Regions from separate parts of the Homo sapiens genome. Here region 1 is linked to region 2. A link is an interaction called in ENCODE POLR2A ChIA-PET data of the cell type or tissue named here. Cell type or tissue: GM12878. All regions are shown on one strand. Each heading gives the region's core, and the rest is flanking DNA. Links, peaks and the distances in the headings are about the cores only.

Region 1 (5,380 bases), core at 104-5,103, 1.6 Mb after region 2:
CCTGTGTTTTTTTAGACAGTTTCTTCACTGGCTGTGGGTAGGGTGGGGCTATCACCTACTTTGTTGTCAGAGGGACACCCAGGGCTGCTGATAATTACAGATTGCTCTGAACTTTCCTTAAATTAACATATTTTCCTGGTTCCAAACTTAAAGCTTTGAACTTCATATTTTTAACTACCTTTTAAAAAAATAATTACCTTTTTCCCAGTTGAAAATATAACAACAACTATTCTAAATGGAGGAGTAAATAATGATAAAGCAAGCTAGAAAAATCATTTGTGTTTTTGTGGCAAATTCATCATGTCAGGAAGGAAAACTACTCATTTGCATGTTTGTAAACAACACATCTGATCAGGTGCAATTTTAAAAAGTGATTTGTGGTAGCTAATTTTTGTGTAATTATAAGTGACCCAACCAACAAAAACAATGGACCAAAGAATGACCAAAAACCATGTGGGCCTTCCTGGACTTGCCCAGAAATCATCCATCCCACCTGCTCTGATCTGGCAGTCTGGCAGGCCTTGGCCAGCATGATGTAAGCAAACTCGGCTCTCGCAGCAGGAGCATGATTAATGTCACTGGTTCTCCAACAATACAAACAGCAACACTTTTAATTACAAACTGCTCATAGTGTTTCTCAGCTTCAGAGATTTTCATGAAAAACACAGAATGTCTCTGATTTTGTTTGCATATGATATATATGACCAAACTCTTATTAAATGCAAAAAGAAGCCCTCTTTCCCCCTCAAAACTTTACACAGTGCTGATTCTGCAGGAAGATACTTCACTCATATTTCAGGTACCCAGCACTGCATATGTCCCCACATTTGAGGTGCATCCATTTTAGAAACCAGCTTGATATTTGGTGATCACATTCTGGGTATGGGTTTAAATACAATCACAGTAAATTATTTTATAACTTGGTTCACATTTTTGGATACAATATACAGGCCAAAAATATGCATAATTATTCTTTAATTTGGCTCCAAGAGCTTTAATACTGAAAAACCAAAAGAGCTACAGTACTCATTTCTGATTTAAAAGGTAACTGTGATACTACAATATATATTTTTTGGTTTTTGTCCCACGTTCCTGGCTCACAGCTCCTATAACTCTTGTAATTTCCTAAGTGAGCCATCTTTTGTTAAAATATTTGGCCTTTTGCCCATGGTTCCTGAAACAGCTCTGAGGTTGAGTTGATCACAAATGGCCAACTCTTTTATCAATCATGCCTATGTAATGAAGCCCCACTAAAAACCCAAAAGGGACCTATCTCCCCTTCCCCTTCTTCCTCTATACAAAAAAAAAAAAAAAAAAAAAAAAAAAAACAACCCGCAAAACCCACAAAAGGACTGAATTCAGGGGCTTCCCAGAAGGTGAACGAGAACACATCTACCTGCTAAGAGGGTGGTGCACCAACTCCACAGGGATGGAAGCTTCTACACTTGGGATCCATCCAGACCTTGCCCTATGTATCTCTTCATCTGGCTGTTCATTTCTATCCTTTAAAAGTGGTCCCCAACCTTTTTGGCATGGACTGGGGGTTGCGGGGGAGACAGTTTCAGGATGAAACTGTTCCACCTCAGATTATCAGGCATTAGTTAGATTCTTATAAGGACTACACAACCTAGATCTCTCGCATGCACAGTTTACAGTAGGGTTCACACTCCTATGAGAATCTAATGTCACCTCTGATTTGACAGGAGATGGAGCTCAGGCAGTAATGCTCGCTTGCCCACCACTCACCTCCTGCTGTGCGGCCCAGTTCCTAACAGGCCACAGACCACTACCAACCAGTCCATGGCCCGGGGATTGGGGACCACTGCTTTAAAATATCAGGGCATAGTGGCTCACGCCTGTAATCCCAGCACTTTGGGAGGCGAAGGTGGGAGGATCACTTGAGCCCAGGAGTTCTAGACCAGCCTGGGCAACATGGTGAGTCCTGTTTCTACAAAAAATAAAGAATTTAGCTAGCCATGGTCATATGTGCCTGCAGTCTCAATTACTCAGGAGGCTAAGGCAGGAGGCTTGCTTGAGCCCAAGAGTTTGAGGCTGCAGTGAGTGATGATAGTGCCATTGCACTCTAGCCTGGGTGACACAGTGAGACCCTGTCTCAAAAAAAAAAAAAAAAAAAAAAAAAAAAAGCAAAAGAAAAAGCCGGCTGGGCATGGTGGCTCATGCCTGTAATCCCAGCACTTTGGGAGGCCGAGGCAGGTGGATCATTTGAGGTTAGGAGTTCGAGACCAGCCTGGCCAACATGGTGAAACCCTATCTCTACTAAAAATATAAAAATTAGCTGGGTGTGGTGGTACGCGCCTGTAATCCCAGCTACTTGGGAGGCTGAGGCACAAGAATTGCTTGAACCTGGGAGGCGGAGGTTGCAACGAGCCAAGATCACACCATTGCACTCCAGCCTGGGCGATGGAGTGAGACTCCGTCTAAAAATAAATAAATAAATAAATAAAATAAAAGTAAAAATTAAAAAAAAACTTTCATATGGGAGGCCAATGTGGGAGGATCACTTGAGGCTAGGAGCTCAAGATCAGCCTGGGCACACAGGGAGACCCCATCTCTACAAAAAAATTAAAAAATTAGCCAGGCATGGTGATGCACACCTGTAGTTCCAGCTACTTGGGAAGCTGAGGCAGAAGGATCATTTAAACTCAGGAGTTCAAGGTTACAGTGAGCCATGATCATGCCACTGTACTCTAGCCTGGGTGACACAGTAAGAACCTGTCTCAAATGAAAAAAAAAAAAAAAAAAATGCCAAGCACAGTGGCTCACACCAGTAATTCCAGCACTTTGGGAGGCCGAGGCAAGTGAATCACTTGAGGTCAGGACTTCGAGACCAGCCTGGCCAACATGGTGAAACCCCATCTCTACTAAAAAAAATACACACACACCCACACACACAAATTAGCCAGGAATGGTGGTGCAAGCCTCTGTAATGCCAGCAACCTGGGATGTTGAGGCATAAGAATTGCTTGAACCTGGGAGGTGGAGGTTGCAGTGAGCCGAGATTGTGCCACTGCACTCTGGCCTGGGCGACAGAGTGAGACTTTGTCACAAAACAAAACAAAGCAAGAAAAAACGAAAGAAAAAGCTGTATAATAAACTGGTAAACATGTTTCCCTGAGTTCTATGAGCCACTCTAGCAAATTAACTGGACCTGGTTACGAGGGGTTCATGGAAACTCCAATTTTTAGCCAGCTAGTCAGAAGCACAGGTAAAACAACCTGGGGCTTGCACCTGGCATTGGAAGTGGGCAGCAGTCTTGTGGGACTGAGCCCTCAAACCTGTGGATCTGATACTATCTCCAGGCAGATAGTGTCAGAATTGAATTGGAGGACACCCAGCTGGTGTCTGAGGCAGAACTGATGACTTGCTTGATGTGTGGGGAAAAAAACACCTTACATCTTGTGTCAGAAGCGTGTTGTGAGAGTATAGCAGGAGAAACTGAGTCTGTTTTTCTACTCATACACAGTAACTTAACCAGAGACAGTTAGAGAATGATGGCCTGAGGTCTTGCGACTGATGCGGATATCTATACATGACTGTGATTCCAGGGACAGGCCAGAGCTATGCCATTCTTTAGGGAGACACTTAGCACCCCTCCATGCAAGATCACAAAGCCTGAGAGTCATTATGGCCTCTTCTAAGCCAACTGCTAAGCCTCAGAGCAAGGATGTGCCAGGCTTTCCAACATCACCACTGCCACGGTGGGACAATGTTCAGTTTAAGTGTACAGGCTTATTCCCCATCCCCAACACCCCTTAAAAACAGGTTCTAGCTTTCCATCTCTTCTTGGCTGGTAGTTCTCTACAGAGCGGTTCTAGTTTGAGCATCTCTTCTTAACTGTCCCAGTTGCTTCTTAGATTCTTTCTGGTGCCCTGTAAATAACCCTTTAGTACCTTGAGGCTCTGGGCTGAGGTCAAGGTTCCAAAAATCTGGTGTGTGACATCTCTAAAGGCCAATACCTTTTCCCCGCTTTAAAGGTAATTACATACCATATTCTATAGCCTAGAAGATCTTACTCTTTTGGGAAAGTGAAAGGCTACAAGAACATGCAGAACTGAGGGGAAGCAGATTTTCCCATAGAACTCTAGGCATGTTCCCTTTTATGCTTTAAGTGTAGTACTTCAATATACTGAAAAGTGTACTCCCTTCCAAACTAGTTTCTGCCTAGAGATGATTCCCAGAGAGGAGGAATGAAGTTATTGGCTTCATATCTCCACCTAAAATGAGGATACCTAAGAGACCCTGACTGTGGTGTATACACTATTCCTGGAAAAGAAAGAAGGCCTCTCTCACCTTTGCCCCTTAACTCTCCAGCAGGCTGAGTATGGTGATGGTACTTTGTACACCTCAATTTTAACTGTATATGACCTCTGGCCTATTCCCAGAGGCTCTTGTGAGGCATCGTGACATTCTTGCCTAGAGACATAACCTGCCAACAGCAGCTGAGTCCTCAGATCCGTGTCTAGTGTCTAGTGTGGGTGCACCAGAATCTGCCTGGTCTTTAGGCTGGCATCCCAATGATACTTGACCGTTTCTCAGCAGTCCTGCTGATAATCAGGAACTCAGCCAGGATCCCAGCTCTTACCTTACCCAAACTGAACTACTCAAGCTCAGCACATTTCCTAAGAGAATGATCTGGTCACTGCCTCCTCATTCTTCAGGTCTCAGCTTAAATGTCATGTCATTTTTTTCTAGAAAGCCTTCTCTGACCTGGCAGAAGAGCAAGGTATCTCAGCTATATGCTCTTATAGTGCCATGTAATTTTGCTATCATAGCATTTAACATTTAACACAGAGTATTAGAATTCGTCTTTCAATGTGGTAAAGACAGAGACTTTTTTTTTTTTTTTGAGATGGAGTCTCACTCTGTTGCCCAGGCTGGAACACAATGACGCGATCTTGGCTCACTGCAACCTCCGCCTCCTGGATTCAAGCAATTCTCCTGCCTCAGTCTCCTGAATAGCTGGGATTACAGGCGCCCACCACCACACCCAGCTAATTTTTGTATTTTAAGTAGAGAGGGGGTTTCACCATGTTGGTCAGGCTGGTCTCGAACTCCTGACCTCAGGTGATTTACCTGCCTCGGCCTCCCAAAGTGCTGGGATTACAGGCGTGAGCCACTGCACGTGGCTGAGGCTCTGTCTTTTCACTATTATAACCTCAGGGCCTGACATGTAGTAAATATTTAATACATATTTGATAGATGGTTATTCATTTGATAATTACTGATTGGTACATCTCTGTATTTGGCACCATACTAGGCACCAGAGATACAGTAGTTCGCAAAATCAGACATAATCTCCTGCCCTAACCAAGTATACATACTAATTACCTATGTCACAAACTGGCATAGTTATAGCTGT
Region 2 (5,380 bases), core at 177-5,176:
AGAAATTCACTTTAGGTACATGACCAGTAAGTACTTTAGTGCTGAAACTGTCTATGCAGAATAGCAAAAATAGTGTGAAGCAATGCAAGCATATATGTGAAATTTGGCTCCATGCTAACTAAATCTGGCTTCATGCTTAACTTTATTAAAAAAGAATGGCCAAACTGCCAATGTATTTCTTTACAATATTTTTTATTTTACTTTCTTCAAGATTAAGAACTTTATGAACAGTGTTAATTCGCTGAATTTCTCCAATTTTCTATCAGCTTTTAAAGAATATTTTACTATCTAAGCTTTTTCAACTTTTTTTTTTTTTTTTAAATAACCAGTCATTTTACTTTAGGACAAAAATTTACCTTACAATTTACCATCCTTTCTCATATGAAAGTATTCTCTTTTCTTTATACCCTTCCTTACCAAAAACACATCTTCATATCTGTAACTTTCTTTTTTTTCTTTTTTTTTTTGAGAGGGAGTCTCACTCTGTAGCCCAGGCTGGAGTGCAGTGGCGCCATCTCGGCTCACTGCAAGCTCCGCCTCCCGGGTTCACGCTGTTCTCCTGCCTCAGCCTCCCGAGTAGCTGAGACTCCAGGCACCCGCCACCATGCCTGGCTAATTTTTTGTATGTTTAGTACAGACGGGGTTTCACCGTGTTAACCAGGATGGTCTTGATCTCCTGACCTTGTGATCCGCCCCCCTCGGCCTCCCAAAGTGCTGGGATTACAGGCGTGAGCCACCACGCCCAGCCCATATCTGTAACTTTCTTCACATCACTCTCCCCTACTTACTGATTCCTTACTACTTTGTTTCATGAATAACCTTTTCAAGTCCATATTTTGAATTAAACTTTAGATAACTTCTGAATTAAATAAAAATTATTATTTTTCTCACTAAAAAAAAAAAAATACAAAAATTAGCCAGGTATGGTGGCATGCCCCTGTAATCCCAGCTACTTGGGAGGCTGAGGCAGGAGAATTGCTTAAACCCAGGAGGCAAAGGTTGCAGTGAGCCAAGATCATGCCACTCTACTCCAGCCTGGGTGACAGTATGAGACACCATCTCAAAATAAATAAATAAAAAATAAAATAACCCATTTCATTTTCCACTGGGTCTGATTTCTCAAAAGTCAAATGACATGCTCATGTGTTCTTGTAAAGTGAAAAAATGGAAGGATTTGGGAGACCAGGGAAGGAGGAAGAGACTGGATTGGGCCAGATGAGAATTTGGGCAGAGCAGCATGGGGCTGAGTGCCCAGATGACGGTGGATGGTCAGGAAGGCTTGGAATTCTGGAGAAGAGGAGTGAAGCAGGATGTGATTAGTGCTGCTGACTCAGGAGAGGGGCCTCAACACCCAGCCTGATGGTCCAGGGCTCAGACCACACTGATCCATTCTTGCTCATGACAGTGGATCAAGCCATCACTGCACCCTGCATTGACAATGACAAAACCAAGTGAACGGTTGTTTTAAATTTAAACACAAGGAAAGCCTCACTGAGCATCTCCACCAGTTTGGGATGATACAGAGGTTTCACTGATGATCATAGATGCTCCTTAAAATGTCAGGATTCCAGCTGTCTGTGTGTAAGTGCTGTGGGCTCCTGGAAGCCCTGTGTGGCAGCAGATTTCATGGCAGAATATGCCATGTATCTCCGCTAATGTCTTAATTCAGTTGTAGATGACAAATAACAAACTCGAGCAGCCTCCTAAAGACTTCACTTAGTAGATGTTTCTGCTATTAATCCTGAGTAACAAACCATCTCAAAACTTAATAGCACAAAACACAATTTTAGCTTCCTCACAGATTCTGTGGGTCAGAACAGCTTATCTCTGCTCCAAGATGTCCGGGGTCCTCAGCTGGGAAGACTCAAACAACTCGGGGTGATTTGAGAGCAGGGGGTTGGAATCATTTGGAGTCTTCTTCACTCACCTGCCGGCTGGTTGATGTTGGCTGTCAGCTGTGACACCTACACATGGCCCCTCTGGGTACTGGGTACTGGTATCCCAAGGGAGCAAAATGGAAGCTGCATGGTACTTTTGTGATCTGGTTTTGGAAGTCACGTAGTGTCACTTCTGCTTATACACAGTTAGTCAAGGTGGTCACGAGAGCCTTTCTAGGTTCAACAAAGTGGCCACTTCATCAGTCTTATCACAATGGCATACAACCCTGATGTTACCGGTGGGCTGGGGGAGGTCCCCAAATGCCAATGGGACCTTGACTCCAGCCAGCATCCAGGCTCTTGACACCATTGCAAGAAGGAATTCAAGGATGAGTCAGAAAATAGTGAAAGTATGGAGATTTATTGCAAAGTGAAAAGTACTCACTCAAAAAAAGGGGAGTGCAGGTGCACTTAAGAGAGTCATGCGAGGGGCTTTGAGGCTGCTACCTTTGTGGATTTCTTTAATCAAGGGGTGGAATGTTCATAAAGATTCCTGAAAAAAAGTGGACATTTCAGAACTGTGGTGCCATTCATTTTTACACCAAATATGGATGTTCCTGGAACTGTCATGGTGCTGGTGGGTGTGTAATTTAGTATGTTAATGATCATATAATGAGGGCCTAGGTGAAACCTAGGTCAAATCCAGTGCCATGTTTGGTCCAGTTGGTCTTAGCCAGTTTGGTGCACACCATTTTTCACCATCTTATCAGCTATTTCAACAGTTTCATTTTACTAGTCATGTGAAACTGCTGCCTGGGATTTTCTGTTCTCTTGCAACCACCCTGTATTATTCATATCTCATTTTCAGTGACCCTAGCATCTCTGAAGTGGTTCACTTTGTTTCTTCTTAGCTTCACCACCCTGACCTTCAATCCCACACTGATAATCTTATTTGCAGGTTGACTACTAAAAAGAGTACTATGCTACTCCAGTCCTCCTATTTTTCAGATGAGGCAAGTGAGGTTCAGAAAGACAAAGAGCATCCCCCAGAAGCAGCAGGCTGGTGATTCCCAGGAAATACTTGGTTTCTTATTTCAACTGCATCAGAAGCCACCTCGATATTCAGTAGCTTAATAAACCCAACACTTTATTATTTTTCATGCTTCTGTGGATTAACTAGGTAGTTCTAAGTGTGGCGTTGGCTGGGGCACTGGGATAGCTGAACAGTCCAAATGACCTCACTCACACAGCTGGTAGTTTTGTCAGCCACTGTTTAGGAGCTCAGCTGGGACTCTTGGCTAGGGAGCCTCTGTTCTCCTCCACATAACTGCTTGAGTTTCCTCCTATTATGGTGGCTGGGTTCAAAACAAAGACATTCCAGAATGGCGAAGGTGAAAGCTACAGATTTCTTAAGGCCTAGCCTTGGAAGTTATACAGTGTCAATTCTACTATTATTTTTGTCAAAATAGCCCATGAGTCAGCCCAGATTCAAGGAGACAGGAAGTGGACTCCACCCAGCAATGGAATGAGTGGCAAAGAATATGTGATCATCTTTAATTCACCACAGGTTCTCCAGTTGGTAGTGAAGCAGGTGAGCAAAGTTGAAGGCCCAGGTGTCAATCCCAGAGTGGTTTGTAAACATGAGGAACAACTAATGACCAACAGGAGGAGGATAGTTAAAATAATTATGTTCAATATATGCGGTGGAGTACTCTATCACTGTTAACAAAAGACACAGAAACGTATTTGTAATACATTGCTACATGAAAAAAGAGCTTATAAAAACACTGTGCAGGGCATAATCCCATTTTTATTTAGGGAAAATTTTACCCAACTTTACCTGTATGTGCACAGAAAAGCTTCTGAAAGAAGATACACCATCATTCTTGTGGTGGTTATCTCAGAGGGTGACATTGATTTCTTTTTTTCTTCTAGCGAATTTGTACCTTCTTTAAAAAATTACCACAGAAATTGATTTTTTTAAATAAAAAAGAAATTCCCAAAGGGCACCAAAACAACCCAGTTATTCTCTCTGGGAATTGCAGCCAGGCACTGCGCCTGAGGCCTTCCCTTCAGTGTAGCCCTCACTAGTGTCAGTGCGGCCCCAGCTCAAGAGAGCCTCTTTGAGTAAAGACTTCCCAAGGCCTCTTCTCCTGCCCTGTGCTCCCAGCCAGGATCCTCTCCCAGTGACTTGGGAGTCTTGGACAAGGCAGCACCCACAGCTCAACCTAGGGGCTCTTTGGGTGAGAAAATCCTTGTGCCTTTTGGTGTTAGTGGGTTAGTTTTTGGATTAGGTGAAGTGACCTCTTGAGTGTAAATTCACGGACACAGGTCAGGTGTGACAGAGAGGAGGGTAAATGGGAAGGAGCTAGTGTTTATTAAATGCCTAGCAAGTGCAAGAGCAGTGCCAGGCATTGCCCATTGATACGGTTTCGCTGTGTCCCCACCACAATTTCAACTTGAATTGTATCTCCCAGAATTCTCACATGTTGTGGAAGGAACCCAAAGGGAGGTAATTGAATCATGGGGGCTGGTCTTTCCTGTGCTATTCTCGTAATAGTGAATAAGTCCCACGAGATCTGATGGGTGTATCAGGGGTTTCCACTTTTGCTTCTTCCTCATTCTCTCTTGCCACCGCCATGTAAGCAGTACCTTTCACCTTCTGCCATGATTCTGAGGCCTCCCTAACCATGTGGACCTGTAAGTTCAATTAAACTTCTTTTTCTTCCCAGTCTCAAGTATGTCTGTATCAGCAGTGTGAAAACAGACTAATACAGTAAATTGGTACCTGTAGAGTGGTGTGTTGCTGAAAAGGTATCCGAAAATGTGGAAGCGACTTTGCAACTGGGTCATAGGCAGAGCCTGCAACAGTTTGGAGGGCTCAGAAGAAGACAGGAAAATGTGGGAAAGTGGAAATTCCTAGAGACTTGTTGAATGGCTTTGCCCAAAATGCTGATAGTAATGTGGACAATAAGGTCCAGGCTAAGGTGGTCTCAGATGGAGCTGAGGAACTTGTTGGGAATTGAAGTAAAGGTAACTGTTGTTATGTTTTAGCAGAGACTGGCAGTATTTTGCCCCTGCCCTCAGAGATTTGTGGAACTTTGAACTTGAGAAAGATGGTTTAGGGTTATCTGGAGGAAGAAATTTCTAAGAAGCAAAGCATTCAAGAGGTGACTTGGGTACTGTTAAAGGCATTCAGATTTATAAGGGAAGCAGAGCATAAAAGTTTGGAAAATTTGCAGCCTGATTATGTGATAGAAAAGAAAAATCCATTTTCTGGGGAGAAATTCAAGCTGGTTGCAGAAATTTGTATAAGTAGCAAGGAGCCTAATGTTAATCCCCAAGGCCATGGGGAAAATGTCTCCAGGCCATGTCAGAGACCTTCATGGCAGCCCCTCCCATCACAGGCCCAGGGTCTCAGGAGGAAAAAATGGTTTTGTGGGCTGGGCCCAGGGTCCCTGTGCTGTGTGCAGCCTGGGGACTTGGGGCCTTGCATCCCAGCC

What was found. Peaks named below come from ENCODE experiments on the same cell type or tissue, not always from the same donor. Only the 100,000 strongest peaks of a DNase experiment are listed, where the experiment ranks them.
Region 1: POLR2A ChIA-PET joins it to region 2 with 5 read pairs; 1 of 35 experiments calls an interaction of 5 or more read pairs at or near these places.

Annotation. Positions count from the first base shown.
Region 1 is chr20:34,719,940-34,725,319 of GRCh38, forward strand. The region is part of intron 14 of NCOA6 (nuclear receptor coactivator 6); the gene reads right to left. Among named protein-coding and RNA genes, the nearest start is that of TP53INP2, 18 kb to the left of the region's middle. In GM12878, for the core only: no CTCF peak of the experiment used is centred there; no DNase peak of the experiment used is centred there; H3K27ac peaks cover 1,160 bases.
Region 2 is chr20:33,117,149-33,122,528 of GRCh38, forward strand. No RefSeq gene overlaps it. Among named protein-coding and RNA genes, the nearest start is that of BPIFB4, 40 kb to the left of the region's middle. RefSeq lists an enhancer at 2,550-2,809. In GM12878, for the core only: no CTCF peak of the experiment used is centred there; a DNase peak (open chromatin) is centred at 2,763; H3K27ac peaks cover 1,311 bases.